Regions from separate parts of the Homo sapiens genome. Here region 2 is linked to region 1. Evidence: read pairs that join two places in POLR2A ChIA-PET (ENCODE). Cell type or tissue: GM12878. All regions are shown on one strand. Links, peaks and the distances in the headings refer to the core of each region. The heading gives the core; the rest is flanking DNA.

Evidence for each region. ChIA-PET counts read pairs that join two places held together with the same protein. Peaks named below come from ENCODE experiments on the same cell type or tissue, not always from the same donor. Only the 100,000 strongest peaks of a DNase experiment are listed, where the experiment ranks them.
Region 2: POLR2A ChIA-PET joins it to region 1 with 5 read pairs; 6 of 35 experiments call an interaction of 5 or more read pairs at or near these places.

What each region holds. Positions count from the first base shown.
Region 1 is chr9:120,895,276-120,899,663 of GRCh38, forward strand. It overlaps a transcript of PHF19 not described here. Among named protein-coding and RNA genes, the nearest start is that of PHF19, 20 kb to the left of the region's middle. RefSeq lists enhancers at 1,420-1,921, 3,347-3,426 and a cis regulatory region at 1,669-2,377. In GM12878, for the core only: a CTCF peak has its summit at 2,239; a DNase peak (open chromatin) is centred at 2,106; H3K27ac peaks cover 1,479 bases.
Region 2 is chr9:120,950,183-120,954,570 of GRCh38, forward strand. It overlaps C5 (complement C5), which reads right to left. Exons shown (of 41, transcript NM_001735.3): 40 at 3,548-3,686; 41 at 2,153-2,686. The coding sequence ends at 2,557. C5-OT1 (C5 3' UTR overlapping transcript 1) reads right to left here and starts at 2,649. Exons shown (of 2, transcript NR_148450.1): 1 at 2,010-2,649. In GM12878, for the core only: no CTCF peak of the experiment used is centred there; no DNase peak of the experiment used is centred there.

The sequences.
Region 1 (4,388 bases), core at 180-4,179:
ACTTATAAAGGATAGAACTGTCCCCTTAATCCCGGGCATGGGGGCTAATGCCAGTAATCCTAGCACTTAGGGATGGAGAGGTGGGAGGATGGATTCAGCCTGAGTTCGAGACCAGCCTGCGCAACATAGCAAGATCCCGTCTCAAAAAAATAAAAAATATGCCAGGGTGACAAAGAGAAACTCTGTCTCAAAAGAAAAAAAAAAAAAGATAAAATAAGAAAACAAAAAACAAAAACAACAAAAAACCCCAAAACAAAGCATAGAACCCCCCAGTGAGCTCTACTTTGCTCCCCTCTCCCAGGGTTTTGAGCTTTAAATTTAAGGACAAGTGATTGCCTTAAAGAGAAGCCTGTGACTTTCATGTTGCGTTTATCTAATTAGCTATAATGGCACTTTTTTTTTTGAGTCAAGTTCTCACCAAGGCTGGAGAGCAGTGATGCTATCTTGGCTCACTGCAGCCTCGACCTCCTGGGCTCAAGTGATTCTCCTGCCTCAGCCTCCCGAGTAGCTGGGACTACAGGCATGCACCACCACACCCAGCTAATTTTTGTATTTTTAGTAGAGATGGGGTTTCACCACGTTGGCCAGGCTGGTCTTGAATTCCTGACCTCAAGTGATCTGCCTGCCTCATCCTCCCAAAGTGCTGGGATTACAGATGGGAGCCACTGCGCCTGGCCAAATTATACACTTTAAGTGGGTAAATTGTATGGTGTGTGAATTGCATCTTTAAAAAGCTGTTACCAAAAAACTCCAAGCTTTGCTGCTCCTCACTAGCCATGTGACCCTGAAGAGTGACCTCACCTCTCTGAGCCTCAGTTTCTTTATCTGTAAAATGGGCAGGATAAAAGTAGCTGCCTCAGGAGGTTGTTGTGAGGTTTTAAGGGGAGGAATTATGTAACAAGTTAGCATGGTACTTGATATACAATAAAACCTTGATAAATAATAACACTAGCTAGTGTTTACTGAGGGCTCACTCGTACCTGGCACTCTGCTAAGCTCTTAGGTCCATGATCTCATTTAATCCTCTAACCACTCTCATGCCAATTGTGTAGTGGAGGAGACCGAAGCTTGGACAGATGAGGCACAGATTAGAACCCTGAAGCTTGGGTTCTGAACCATGAGACAGTGTTGGTTTTTGTGTAGTTTTATGTTTGTATGGTTCTTTTTTTTTTTTTCTTTTTTTTTTTTTTTTTTGAGACGGAGTTTCGCTCTGTCGCCCAGGCTGGAGTGCAGTGGCGCGATCTCGACTCACTGCAAGCTCCGCCTCCCGGGTTCACGCCATTCTCCTGCCTCAGCCTCCCGTGTAGCTGGGACTACAGGCACGCGCCACCACGCCCGGCTAATTTTTTTTGTATTTTTAGTAGAGACGGGGTTTCACCGTGTTAGCCAGGATGGTCTCGATCTCCTGACCTCGTGATCCGCCCGTCTCGGCCTCCCAAAGTGCTGGGATTACAGGCGTGAGCCACCGTGCCCGGCCGTTTGTATGGTTCTTTTAAATTACTGTAACCCACTTCATTTGGAGATGCTGCGTTGCACACCCTGAAATGAAGTTTCATCTACTTATCCACCTCCTTCCAAATCGATTGTTTCCCTTTCTCTTGTGTAGGATACTTTATAAGGTATAACACGCCCCCACTGAAAGGCTGCACGAGACCTGGCATCTGCCCAGAGTGTAGTGGGCAGGGCCCACAGCCCACCCCTGTGAAGTGTTAGGCCTTTGGGAAGAAGGCCCAGGCTAGATGACTTGCTTTCAAGCCCCAGCGCTGCCACCTCCTAGCTTGTAGAGACCTCCTCGCCTTGGTCTTGTCATCTGCAAATATGCGGATTACGATCATATGTACTTGCCAGGGATATTGGGAGCTTGCTCACAGGCTCTCAGAAGCCCCAGAGCCTCACAATCGAGTTCTCCTGAGACCCCCATTGGCAGGGAGATGGCAGTCCTGGGGCTGGCCCACGCCCAGCAAGCTCCCCAGCCAGCTGTGCTGAGGCGGCAAGTGCTAAAAATAACAGTCACGTCTTGCAGGGACACAGGCTGGCCCAGAGGCAGATGGGAGTCAGGGAGGAAGTGGTGGGGATGCACCACCAGGACTCTCCACCTGCAGTGTGAAGATATGTGGGTGTGTATGGGGGATGATTCCTTTACCCAGTGCAAGGCCCCTAACTATAAAGGAGCTTGGTTTCAGGTCACATGGAGTGGGTGGGGCCTGTTCCCTGTAGCCAAGGCACTGAAAAAGTCCTCTAGTGCTATCCAGTGGAAATATTACATGACCTGCATATGTAATTCTAAATTTTCTAGTAGCCATATTAGAAGAAAACAAGAAGCAGATGAAATGAATTTTAATATACTTTAACCTATCAAATTTTTTTTTATCATTTCAACATGTCATCAATATAAAAATACGAATGAAATATTAAATTCTCAGCCGGGCATGGTGGCTCACACCTGTAATCCCAGCAGCTTGGCAGGCCGAGGCAGGCGGATCACTTGAGGTCAGGATTTCGAGACCAGTCTGGCCAACGTGGTGAAACCCCATCTCTGCAAAAATACAAAAAATGAGCCGGGTGTGGTGGTGGGCCCCTGTAGTCCCAGCTACTCGGGAGGCTGAGGCAGGAGACCTACTTGAGCCTGGAAGGCAGAGGTTGCAGTGAGCTGAGGTCGCATCACTGCACTCCAGCCTGGGCAACAGAGTGAGACCCCGTCTCAAAAAAAAAAAAAAAAAAAAAGAAATATTAAATTCTCTTTCTGATACTAAGTCTTTGAAATCTGGTGTATATTTCAGACAGAGCATCTCAATTTGGATCAGCCACATTTCACGTGTTGTGTGAGTTTCAAACAATCTCTCTAAGATTGTTTGTTTTGAGACGAAGTCTTGCTCTGTCTCCCAGGCTGGAGTGCAATGGCACGATCTCAGTTCACTGCAATCTCCGCCTCCTGGGTTCAAGCGATTCTCCTGCCTTAGCCTCCCAAGTAGGTGGGACTGCAGGCACCTGCCACTACACCCAACTAATTTTTGTGTTTTTAGTAGAGATGGGGTTTTGCCATGTTGGCCAGGCTGGTCTCGAACTCCTGACCTCAGGCGATCCTCCTGCCTTGGCCTCCCAAAGTGCTGGGATTACAGGCATGAGCCACCGCCTCCGGCCCTGAGATTGTTTTTTCATCTATAAAGTCAGGAAAATAATACTTTCCTCTGAGGTCTGTTATCAGTATTGTGATACTTGCAAGAAAAGCGTATGCTCAACAAATGAGTGCTATCATCATTTTATCATGGCTATTTAAACAAATTAATGTGCAGTCTGTTCAGAACTAAAACTGGATGTCACAGCTGATAGGTGTTTTTGTACTTTTCCCACAACATTATGCTGCTTCTAGTCATGAATCAAATCACTGGACTTAAGGGTTTGAACCTGGCATAAACTGATCTTGGTTCAAGTCCTGGCTCCTGGTGCTTGTGTGACCTTGGGTGAGTGATTTTTTACCCCTTGAAGACTGGGTGTTCTCTACTATAAAACAGAGATGATAATAATCACACCTTCCTGATGGGTTTTTTATGAAAGTTTCATGGAGCGATGTAGGTAGAGCCTGCAGTGCCGTGTCTGGCACTAGCTAAGCACTCCATGATTGTTTAAGATTATCTTATTCCGGCCAGGCTCGGTGGCTCATGCCTGTAATCCCAGCACTTTGGGAGGCCAAGGCAGGTGGATTACCTGAGGTCGGGAGTTTGAGACCAGTCTGGCCAAGATGGTGAAACCCCATCTCTCCTAAAAATACAAAAATTAGCCAGGTGTGGTGGCAGGCGCCTGTAATCCCAGATACTTGGGAGTCTGAGGCAGGAGAATCTGTTGAACCCAGGAGGCAGAGGTTGCAGTGAGCCAAGATTGGACCACTGCACTCCAGCCTGGGCGACACAACGAGACTCAGTCTCAAAGAAAAAAAAAAAAAAGGCCAGGCGCAGTGGCTCACACCTGTAATCCCAGCACTTTGGGAAGCTGAGGCAAGTGGATCATGAGGTCAGGAGATCCAGACCATCCTGGCTAACATGGTGAAACCCTGTCTTTACTAAAAAGTACAGAAAATTAGGGCATGGTGGTGGGCGCCTGTAGTCCCAGCTACTCGGGAGGCTGAAGCAGGAGAATGGTGTGAACCTGGGAGGCAGAGCTTGCAGTGAGCCGAGATCACGCCACTGCACTCCAGCCTGGGCGACAGAGCAAGACTCCGTCTCAAAAAAAAAAAAAAAAGATAAAAAGATTCTGTTATTCTTACACTGGCACCCCCACAGTGGACAAAGCAAGTGGCTTCTGCAATTGGCATCCTTACGACAACATGGTGAAGTTAGAATTTTCACTCTCATGGCAGAAGTAGAAGCTGAGGCTTAGTTAGCCTCTGCTCT
Region 2 (4,388 bases), core at 389-4,388, 55 kb after region 1:
CACTCCAGCCTGGGCAACAAGAGCAAAACTGTGTCTCAAAAAAAAAAAAAAAAAAAAAAGAGAGAAAGAAAGAATGAAATACATAAGCCCAATATTTGGATGCTTATATGCCGTTTGGTTTTTCCTGTTTCACATCATAAGATTATAGAACATCTTCTTAGCTATAGATAAAAGAGACATTAGAGTGTCCAATTCCCTTATTTTATAGGCTATCAAAGAGATTAAGAGGCTTGTCCCAAATCACTGCCAATTAGGGCCAAAGCCAAGACTAGAACTTGGGTCTTCTGATTCTCTACACTGTAGGGGAATCCACAAACACTTATTGAGTCCCTATGATGTGCCCGACATTGTGCCAACTACAGGAGATACTGGCGAATAGAACAGACTCAGACCTTACCTAAGTGGAGCTTTCAGTGTGGTCACGCTAAACTAATAATTCAATCTGATTAAGTAAATCATTGCAAGAGCACAAGTGCCTTGGAGGAGAAGTGCAGGGTTGGGTAATGGGCCCAGCCTGGTTTGGAGGGTCACAAAAGCCTCACTGAGAAAATATGTTCAAATGCATAGGAGTTAGCTGAAGAGGAGCTGGCAGATATTTTAAATGGTGCCAGGCTAATTCACAAAACCTTCTTTGATATTTGACAGCTGCATTGTGGGTTAATTAGGCCACTGTGGCCTGCCCTATTTGCCAAAGTGCTCAGGAAAAGGCAGTCAGACTCCTGTGCCTTCGAAGCAGCACCAGTGGTTCCCTCCTCCCAGCAAGGAAGTGACAGGAGACACCGAGAGGCCTGCTCTGGAGAAGGTCTCCTCACCCCTCGCTGACAGGGAGTGTGGGCATCTTGAACATGACACATTGGTTGTTTTTGCCAAGGGAGTGCCTACAATGTGAGCTTTGACATTAGAGAAAAATAAGTCCTTAGTCCCTGGAAGTGGAAAATCTTAGTGTTATTTACAAAGGCACACTACAAGGCCTTGTGTAGCTTCACCTAACTAGTAAAAAGCAGACTCTTCAAAAGGAGATGCATTCCAGTCTCTGTTAATTACCGTTACATCCGGAGGTCATCTTCATGTTTCCTGTGATAGTTCAGTGGGGCTGGTTAATCTGTGTCTAAGAAACTTCTACTATATCCTGCCTTACTGTTAGAAAATTCAACCCAACAAGCAATATGTAGTGATGTGGAACAGAGATGTATTTAAACTGAGATAGAGTCTTGGGGTTTGATTTCCAATTCTTTTCCTTACTAGGTTGGGAAAACTGCTTTACTTTTCTGAACCTCAATTTTCTTTTCTTTTTCTTTTTTCTTTTTTGAGATGGAGTCTCACTCTGTCACCTAGGCTGGAATGCAGTGGCATGATCTCGGCTCACTGCAACGTCCACTTCCTGGGTTCAAGTGATCCTCCTGCCTCAGCCTACTGAGTACCTGGGATTACAGGCTTGCTAAATTAGCCTGGCTAATTTTTATATTTTTAGTAGAGATGGGGTTTCACTATGTTGGCCAGGCTGGTCTCGAACTCCTGACCTCAAGTGATCTGCCCGCCTTGGCCTCCCAAAGTGCTGGGATTACAGGCTTGAGCCACCATGCCAGGCCTAAATCTCAATTTTCTTATCTGTAAGATGGGGATGATAATGATAATAATTTCTGAATCTTGTGAGAGGCTTGAGACATTAAATGAGAATATATGCGAGAGCTTTTTAATATGATCTGAAGTGCTGCAAAATGTCACTTAAAAATTAACTTCTGTTATGTATCCTCTTTTATAAAGCTCAAATTGAGGCTCAGAGAGAGACCTGGTTAGGGCTGGAGAAAGGTCTCCCGATCCGCCACTCAGTTTCTTTTCACCAGGTTGCTGCACTGGGGCCTGTCTTTTAGTAAAGCAATTGTTGGCGAGAGCAGGTTCCTGGGGGAAATGAACATGTGCCGGAAGGGAGGGAAAGAGAGTAGAGGGTCTCCCTTCAGGGGTATGGAGAGGGCAATGGACGGGGAGGGGGCAGGGACAAACCCACCTACCTTCTCAGTGCGCTGAGGGCTCTGAGGCTAAGCCCGCTCAAGGTTAAGGTTCTCTACTGCTGACTTTCTCCATCTCTCTCAATTTGCCTGTCTTTGTGTGGTTGAAGCTGATCTAGCATAAAATAACAGGCTTTTTAGCACAGTTTGAAAGCAAACTCAGGCTTTAATGATCAGTTTCCTGTTCCTTGGTATTTTCTTTCAAGCAAAGGCCATGTTTTTGTAATACTCCCTTTCAATGGACTGTTCTTTCGGCCCCAGCAAACATTCCTGAGTGGTAGGTTTGAGGAGGTGTTCCAATTTATTGTTTCCGGTGTCCAATAACCTTGGAGGAGTATCTGTCTTCATGCCCTCCAAGGCCATGTTATTTCAGAAAGTTACAGCATTTGAAATCATTCTCTAATAAAAGCAAGTGCCACTAATTCTAAGTAAAGTGAGCTTTACAAATAAGACCAGCTATGAATGTTTAAAAAAAGAAGAAAACAAAAAAACGAACTTCAACAACAGGAGTCCATAAGTGCAAACTGTATGCAGCTGAACTTCAGGAATTTTAGCATCCATTTAAAAAGATATCTTCGGCAAATTCATCTAAATTAGCTAAAAATGCTTGACACGATGAACATGTTGTGTCTCTAGGCCAGTATTCAATCCAGGTCAAGGAATCTAAAGGGTAGATGTACCTACCAAGAAACAAAGTGTTTGTGAGGTGGCCACAAAACAGAAAAGCTGAATTTGATTTCTTTATTTTTTTTTGAGACGGAGTCTTGCTCAGTCGCCCATGCTGGAGTGCAGTGGCGTGATCTCAGCTCACTGCAAGCTCTGCCTCTCGGGTTCACGCCATTCTCCTGCCTCAGCCTCCCGAGTAGCTGGGACTACAGGTGCCTGCCACCACGCCCGGCTATTTTTTTTGTATTTTTAGTAGAGACGGGGTTTCACCGTGTTAGCCACGATGGTCTCGATCTCCTGACCTTGTGATCTGCCCGTCTTGGCCTCCCATAGTGCTGGGATTACAGGTGTGAGCCACCGTGCCCAGCCTGATTTATTTTATAAGAGCCCAGCTGTGGTCAGGTCCCCAGGGGTCAGGCTGTCCGCCAAACTCTTCTGTACCGGCCTCTCCTGGGGAGGGTTCACAAACCCTTAAGGAATTGTAAAGCTGCCTGGGGCTCCCATATTAAAGGCAGAAAGTACATCTATTTCAATGACTAGTTTCTAAAAGCAGATAATACAATACATATTTACACATTTTCCTCTTTACAAACAGTCTGAGAACTATCAAGGGAGCTGGTGTGGTGGTTAGGGGAGGTCCGGTGAGTACTTTCAGATTCATCATCAGGTCCAGACACTCAGATGGTTAATCAGGCAGCTAAGTCCTCAGCTGCCACGATGGTTTTAAATCATTCTTTGCTTGACATTAATATTATTTAGTTCAAAATGGTTTGTTGGTTAAGAGCAGGGCCATAAGAAACACGTAGTGTATTTAAGAATAAATTATACTCAGTTTTGGAGGGAAGATCAGTGACTGAAAAATATTGGTGACTTACCTGAAACTGAAATTGTATTTTATCTGGAGGGCTTCTTTACCCATAATTAAGTACTGTCTTCCTTTTACCAGCTCAGCGTTAGTACAGGTTACCTTTTTAATGAAGGTAATCTCAGAGTCTTTCTCAGCAACAGCTTCCCCTGAGAGACATGCAAGTCAAGTAAGGTTATACCATTCATGTTTTAATGTCACAATTATAAACTCTCAAGTTTTCTGGTTCCTCGTGGCTATTGAGAGGTTCATGGCTAGTGGACAGCCGTGATATCCATGTGGTTAAGGCTTCAGTCTCTGGAGCCAGACTGCCTGGGTTAAACTCTAAGCATGCTGCTTCCTGGCTATGTGACTCTGGGAAAATGATTTATGTTATCTGTATAAGGCCTTAGACCCTCATCTTAAGACTGGGCATGATAATAAAACCTACCTTGTAGAACCATCGTGAGATTAAATGAGTTAATACATGAAAAGTGCCTGGAACATAGTAGGAACTATGTAAGTACTTATTATTACTCTTATATAACCAGAATTAAAAGAACCTCTCTACAGTTGAACAACATTAATCTCCACATTATATAGTAAAATATAAAATTATTTGGTATTTGGCAACTGTTAACTTTGTGGAAAAGTACAAAATGTGAAAGACTTGGAAAACTTCAAAGATAGTAATTTTGGGATTCTCAAAGAACTCACAAGTAGCCAGTTCCCCTACCTGGAATGCATTCCTCCCCATGTTGGCCTCTTGAATTTCATTTATCTTGAAAGTCTCCTTCAATTCTCACAGTATCCAGTAAAATATTCCTGGATGCTCTTTGTTTTAAATATCTTTCTGTCTCCTCTTTACCTCT